3 separate regions of the Homo sapiens genome follow, and regions 1 and 2 are each linked to region 3. A link is a loop called in an ENCODE intact Hi-C map of the cell type or tissue named here. Cell type or tissue: Caco-2. All regions are shown on one strand.

Region 1 (2,500 bases), 490 kb after region 3:
TTCCTCATCACTCACCTAAAAACAAAAAACCTTTTTAGATTCCAGCTTTGACCATCATTATTCTAATCACATTTGTCTTCGTTAACAATAACAATTGCTTTTTTCAAGTACCTTACAAAACTTTCTTTGCAGCATTTGATTTTGTTACACAGAACTCCTTCACAGTCCTTTCTCTTTCGAGGTTGAATCGTGTTGATTTTAATTTGCCATCTTTGCCTTTGTCTGGAATTTTTTCCAACAACTTCTAAATGTAGGCATTTCTTAAGCGTCTGTTCTTGTTTGTGTTTTATTTCCTCTCTACATTCGCCTCTTCAGCTATTTCATCTGATTCTTGAACCACTCTGTATATGGCTTTTAATAGTTGATCTTCACTTTTCACTCCCTCTTTGGCTTTAGACCTAAATTTCCCAGACCTCAAACATATTAAGATGGATTTTATCAATTGTCCCATCAACATTTGCTTCTCATCCCCTGTTCCCTTTCTTCATCAATGCTTCTAATCTGATCCGTTTATCTAAGCTATTTCTCTCTGACACACAGGCATTCAGTGACTTCACAACCACTGCGAATCAGCCTCTCCTGTTTCTACCTTCCACATAATTGCTCTTTGTCCTACTTTCTGTTCTTTTTCTGGAAAATTATGAAAACTTCTTAAACAATCTTGGTTCATTTAACTAAAATAATCTTTAAGAGGTACAGCAAGGACCAAACAATTTTCTTGCCCCTTATATGTTGAACCATTTTAGGGTGCCACTTAGAGGGTCCCGCACATTTTAAACTCTTTGCCCTAAATGTACTTAATTTTTCAACCAAGATATACAATCAGCCTGTCCTCAAATTGCCCTTCTTCAATTTCAAAATCAGGTCTGCTGCTTCTCCCCATGTAGATTGATTGCTAAGTAGCCCCCCAAATTTTAATTTATTTTATTTCCTCTCATTTACGTTAGTACTTTATCCATATGTATGCTAATTATTTAAGAACTACTTATAAAAGTAATCAATTTAAATTTTCCAAGGAGGAGTTATCAGAGAAATTGATATTTCCACTTCTTAAGAAAAACCAAACAGGAGAGGGAGGGGTATAGTCACGTTGCCCCACAAAGTTGGTCTGCCATCTAGTGACAGCTCCATCACACTACAAGCCTTGTCTTTGACACCTGGAGTCTGAGGCTCGGCCTTCAAATTTTCCTCAAGGAATGTGTCAAACAGTCCTTTTATTCCCCCTCGGATAACATACTGTCATAAGGTAAAATATTGCATATTGCTTAATTTTTATATGAGATTAAACACTGTAAACAATTAATTTAGGACTAATTATATAGATCAGAGAAAGGGTAGGATGTGAAATGTTCATCTGTGTTAACGTTGATCAGTGAGGCATATGGGTCTACTTTGAAAGAAGAAATGTAGAGGAATACCTGAAAGCTTGAATAAATCTGTGAGAAAGTGTGAGACATTTTTTCTTCTGAGCTAACATACATAACATACCCAGCAGAGTGATATTAAAATAATAAACATTGCTTATCTGAAGCAGCATAGGTTTGGAGGCAGTTTGTCACTGTCACCTTTGTGAGTTGGAGCCGAATACTCAACCATTCAACATGACCACTTTCACATTTGAAAACGTAGGGATAACAATATCTTTGTTGTCAGTATAAGAAAAAATATATATAGACACTTCGTTGAGAAGAGGCTCCCAATAAATAAGTGATAGTTTGTTTTTAATGATTACCATCCTTTTCACTTCTGATGATGTGTATGGAAACACATATCTAAATATCAAGCTTTGAAAATCTGTTATTTTTAGATCCTCAATTTGTTTCTTTCTCATAGTGTGGAGTGCATGTGTTGATAGGTATCATTATTTTCAGTACCTGGTGAAAGGTTACATGCCTATTCAGTAAATATGTGACCAAAATGATTACAAAATAAATTATCCATATTAGGCATTAAAAGCTTGTATCTACTATAATGTAAAAGTATTTTAAAAAGTAAGTGGTTCATACTTACAGCTTTCCAGTTGCATTATACATGTTTGTACATCCATGGGAAAATTCTTGAGATCCATTGGACAGGAAAGTGTTAATGTTAATCTGAAAGTCAAAGTAATTATTTTTAAAGGAAATTTATGACATTATATTAATATTCTATTGTACAGGAGAAACAATGTTGCTTTGCTGGTGACTAACTCAGATTTAAGTAAAAATTTCTCCAGCTTATGTATCCTACTTACTATAAAATAGCTATGCCCTTATATACAAATCTGGCTTTGGTGGGCTGGGGGTTGGATAATTGCATATCTTAGGCTGGTGCTAAAGTAATCGTGGGTTTTGCCATTAAAAGTGCTGGCAAAACAGCAATTACTTTTGCACTAACCTAAATATAAGCATCCCGTCATATTTATATATCTATATGTTTATTTATTCAATTAGAAAGGGCTGTGGATGTCTAGAAAATGTCTGTATTCCAAGACGACATCCTCAAAAGAGAAATTCAAGAG
Region 2 (2,500 bases), 410 kb after region 3:
AAGAACATGACATATAATTGTAACTAAAACGTGGCCATCTTGACAACATATTTTGATATTCCATAGATTCTATCTCTTATATATGTGATACCATGGTGCTAAATCTTTATACTATTAATGGCTGGTTAACTCAATCAAATAAACCAGTTGTTTTAGTATTTTAAGGTAGAGGTTTCTTATATGCTATAATAATGGAGAACTAAGCGAGAATTCTCTTTGTCTCTTCATCTTCTTTTTGCATGTAAAGTTGTGTCTACATTTAGCATATCCAACATTTTGGCATTCAGTCAACTGTGTGGAAGAGTACATTGACTTCAAATGAAGCACAGAGAAGTGGAACAGGAACTTCATGTTAGGGATCTAAATGCTAATGAGACCCTTGCACATGCTTTCTTGACTTCGAAATTAATATACATACTCATCAGTACCCTGTCTTTCTATTTCTTAAATTAGCTCAAGAGAGCAGCATGGTTTCCAGCGATGGTTAAACATTTCCACCAAGAAGCCTTAGTGAAATTGGAAAGTAATTGGAAGACAAAACAGGTATCTATGGCATATTCTCTTCTGTAACACTGAATTTTTTTTCTGTTTCTGTTTCAGATTTTATACTCATTCTAATTTTACATTTTTAGTATGTATTTCTTTCAAACTTTATAGTAAAATTGTCTCCACAGGAAGATATTAGCATTTATCTCACAGTTGCTAAACCCTCTTACTACAATTTGAAGATCAAGAACAGAGACTGATGGAGAGTATAGTTCTGGCTTCAACAGTGACTAGCATCAGTAGCCTCGAACAAAATTGCCTTATATCCTTAGGCTCCATTTCATTGCTTGTAAATAAGGGTTTTGAGAAAGTTCTGCCACAAAACTGTTTAATGAAGCTGTTAAAGTATAAGGTTTATATTGACTTGTTGTATTAAAAAGATTTAAAACACCCTTTTATGCCAAAATCTTGCCCCCAATCATTAATGAAATTAGCCTCATGGTTTTTTTTGAATGACATCTACAATTCCGAAACCAATGAGAGGGAGCCCTCTTGTGGTTTAGGCATAGAGTGGCTTATGTTCTAGCTGCATTTATAAGATACAAGAATGTATAATCTTTGAAAAATGTAACAACCTTAGATACCTACTGAATATGATCTAAAATTTATAGGAAATTTAAAAATTACAATTTTGGATATGTATACTTGTTCTTTAAATAATTCAGGGGAGTTTTTGAAACTAAAAGTATGCAGCACATAGTATGTTGCTGTCTGTAATTATATTCTTATTTAGTAAAAACCTTTCAGTATATACTTGGTTAGTAGTTATAATGATCAGTAAAGACACCAAAGTGGTTCAGGTCACCTCACTTAGGAAGTAGAGGACAAAATAATGACATTAAAATAGATAACTGCACATTAAATACCTTTTATACTCTTTAACTGTATTTCTGAGTGATAAGCATCAAACATTTTGATCACTTAGGGATTTACCATGCTTATAACAGCAGGTGAACTTGCTATATTTTGTTGCTTAAGAATACAATATATAACACATATTAAAAGGTAAAAAATTAAGTAAAAAATTTATGAAGCTAAGGTTAATTATTATTAAAGAAATTTCAAAAATTAAACTTACTGTAGCCTAAGTGTACAGCCTTTAAAAACTCTACAGTAGTGTGGCTGGGCATGGTGGCTCATGCCTGTAATCCTAGCATGTTAGGAGGCCAAAGCAGATGGATCACCTGAGGTCAGGAGTTCAAGACCAGCCTGCCCAATGTGGTGAAATCCCATCTCTACTAAAAAATACAAAAGTTAGCTGGGCATGGTCGTGGGCGCCTGTAATCTCAGGTACTCAGGAGGCTGAGGCAAGGAGAATTGCTTGAACCCGGGAGGCAGAGGTTGCAGTGATCTGAGATCACGCCACTGTACTCTAGCCTGGGCTACAAAGCGAGACTCCATCTCAAAAAAAAAAAAAAAAAAAAAAAGGTCAACAGTAGTGTAATAATATCCTAGGACTTCATACTCACTCACCACTTACTCAGGGCAACTTCCAGTCTGCAGGCTCCTTTCAAGTTAAATGCCCTATATAGGTGTACTGCATTTTACCTTTTATTCTATATTTTTATTGTACCTTTTCTATGCTTACATATGTTTAGAAACACAAATACTTACCATCGTATTACAGTTGTCTGCACTATTCAGTATAGTAACATGCTGTACAGGTTTGTAGCCTAGAAGCAACAGACTATCCCATATACTCTAGCCTAGATGTAGTGGTCTATCCCATGTAGGTATATAGAAATACACCCTATGGTGTTTACACAATGACAAATCATCTAATGACACATTTCTTAGAACATATTCCTGTCATTAAGCAACTCATGACTTATACTAGCACATTAATATTACTTTTTAAAGTTTCTTTTCAGAAATGAAATTATATTATCCATTAGGTGAATAAGGCATATGAACATAATTTCCCTAGTTGTATATTTGGTGACTTGAAATTTCA
Region 3 (2,500 bases):
TGGAAAATAATCCATAAGAAAATGGAAAATAATCCTCCTGCAAAAGAAACCTGAAGTGGATTACCTAATAAATTGTTTTCAGCCTGAATTTTAAGGTATCACGACATAGTCATGTTTGTTTTTTAAAATATCATTTTCAAAAATCAAAGACATTAATGGTATTCTCTATTTCAAAACTATGATCATTATTCTGCTTTTTGCCACCAATATTTATGCTAGGAGAAACATGTTTAAGAGTCATCAACACCTTGGGCTCATTGACCATACGAATGAGTCACATGGTCAAAATGAATAAAATGTTATTTAGAAAAAGGAAAAATATATATATATATTTATACATATGCATAGGTATTCTTTTTAAATGAATAAAAGGGCTTCATAATTTGGGACAGCAGAAAAAGGGAGTAGCAAGCATCACAGCCCAAAGCAAGAATGAAAGTAGCAATGGTGTCTAGACAAAGGAGCAAGGATATTTGCTTTTACAGTTAGTTTTATTTGGGATATCTTGGAAGAAAGAAGGGTAGGCTCTCAATGGCTAAATTAAATTATCTGGATGATTTGTCTACACAGAGCAATAATGACATCTCTTTTTGTTGTTGTTTGCTTTTGTTTTGTTTTTTGTTTGTTTGTTTGGAGACAGAGTCTCACTCTGTTGACCAGACTGGAGTTGCCCGGGCTGGAGTGCAGTGGCATGATCTCGGCTCACTGCAGCCTCCACTTCACGGATTCAAGAGATTCTCCTGCCTCAGCCTTCTGAGTAGCTGGGATTAAAGGTGCCCACCACCACACCAGCTAATTTTGGTGTTTCTAGTAGAGACAGGGGTTTCACCATTTTGGCCAGGCTGGTCTTGAACTCCTGACTTCAAGTGATCCGCCTGCCTTGGCCTCCCAAAATGCAGAGATTAGAGGCCTGAGCCACCGCGCCCGGCTCCTCTTCCTGATGTGCTATGTAGATACATCTCTAACAGGAAACTATAGATCCCCCAGCATTTGCTTTTGAAATAATTCAAAACTTTCATTTCAGTTAGGAAACACATTTTGCCAACATCATATTGTCTATCTTTTCCATTACATTCCCCATAACAATAGTTTTTAAATGAAGTATGCCTCAACTTAATGTTTATTATTAATGTAACAACTATTTGTTGACTGTTTACTACAATTCTCGGAGCACCAATGACTAAAACAAACAAAATAACCTTCCCTTGGTAGAGTTGGGGAACTTTTCCGCAGAGCATGGAAATTAAGGGGAAAAATCCTGTAGGTTTCAGGTTATCCACTAGGTGGCAAGGTGTGCAAAAGTGACTGCCTATTGCAGAGCAAAATTTGGTACAAAGAATGTGGCTTTCTATGAAAATTTCCACCATATTTTGTTTGTAATGATATTTGTAAAGTCTCTTTTTGAGCTCTACAGTTAATAGCTAACGGTCAGGATTCACTCTGTGTTCAGTTTTACAAAGCATTCTTTGCTTGGGGCTCATCTCTTCAAGAAGAGAGCCAGCTGTGTTCCCTAGTGGCCCATCTACAAGATCCCCCAGCTTACCTTAAGAGATTTTTCTCTTTTCCTCCCTATATTTCTCTGTGCCCCCAGATGTGTGGATTATGAAATCTGCCTAAGGGTCTGAACATCTGGCTTTGCAGAAGGACCACAAAGCGTTGGTTCAATTTTATTCAAATTTACCTAGATCAATTTAGATATCACACTTTGATTTGCTGATGTGGGGGGTTAGTGTCCAAAACACTAACATCTTACAATAACATCCATGCTGATAAGTAGTCAAACACATATGCCCATATGTACATACATGCAATTATGAATATATTTTATTTTCAGAGACTACTTAAGTGAGATCTCACATTTATAGCAAAGAAATAAAATTATTTCATTTAATCAGACCTCTTCTTTGGAAAAGAATTGTGATATTTTTCTCAGTGAAATTGGGCCTTTATGCATGTATTTTGTTTTCAGAGACCATTTAAGTGAGATCTCACATTTATAGCAAAGAAACACAATTACTTCATTTAATCACACCTTTTCTTTGGTAAAGAATTGTGTTCTTTCTCTCAATGAAATTGGATCTTTATGCATCTTTAGATCTCCCAAAGAGATTAAAGAAAAAAAATCTTTCCGTCTTTGAAAAATGGTTTATACAGGATGTAGAACACTTGTAGGGTTGTTTAAATATAGAGTTTGAGATTTTTCTGTGCTTGTCTAACATATGAAATCTGTATCTTTGTTTTCAGATGAGTAGCCTCTAATCCAAAAGTGAGATATTAGCTAGGCATGGTGGCACTCACCAGTAGTCCCAGCTACTTGAGAGGCCAAGGTAGGAGGACTGCTTGAGCCCTGGAGGTCAAGAGCAGCCTGGGAAGCATAGCAAGACCCCACTCTCTAAAAATACATAAATAAAGTGAGATTTTAGAGATAAATATTTTTCTTTGTGAAAATGTTCTCCCCAACAAGACTGTGTGTCTAAGGACATAATTATTAGTAAAACAT

Evidence for each region. Hi-C counts contacts between places; a loop is a spot of excess contacts. Peaks named below come from ENCODE experiments on the same cell type or tissue, not always from the same donor. Only the 100,000 strongest peaks of a DNase experiment are listed, where the experiment ranks them.
Region 1: a loop joins it to region 3, with 12 times the contacts of the local background. A loop is called at or near these places in 3 of 110 quality-filtered maps.
Region 2: it touches region 3 in a loop (21-fold over the local background); 6 of 110 quality-filtered maps call a loop at or near these places.

Annotation. Positions count from the first base shown.
Region 1 is chr4:174,713,478-174,715,977 of GRCh38, forward strand. GLRA3 (glycine receptor alpha 3) reads right to left here. Exons shown (of 10, transcript NM_006529.4): 5 at 2,011-2,093. Among named protein-coding and RNA genes, the nearest start is that of GLRA3, 110 kb to the right of the region's middle. In Caco-2, a CTCF peak has its summit at 1,097 (motif pointing left); a DNase peak (open chromatin) is centred at 1,124.
Region 2 is chr4:174,631,323-174,633,822 of GRCh38, forward strand. It overlaps LOC105377551 (a long non-coding RNA gene), which reads left to right. Exons shown (of 4, transcript XR_939494.3): 3 at 454-543. Among named protein-coding and RNA genes, the nearest start is that of HPGD, 110 kb to the left of the region's middle. In Caco-2, a CTCF peak has its summit at 1,042 (motif pointing left); no DNase peak of the experiment used is centred here.
Region 3 is chr4:174,221,176-174,223,675 of GRCh38, forward strand. No RefSeq gene overlaps it. Among named protein-coding and RNA genes, the nearest start is that of LINC02268, 2.0 kb to the left of the region's middle. In Caco-2, a CTCF peak has its summit at 1,310 (motif pointing right); no DNase peak of the experiment used is centred here.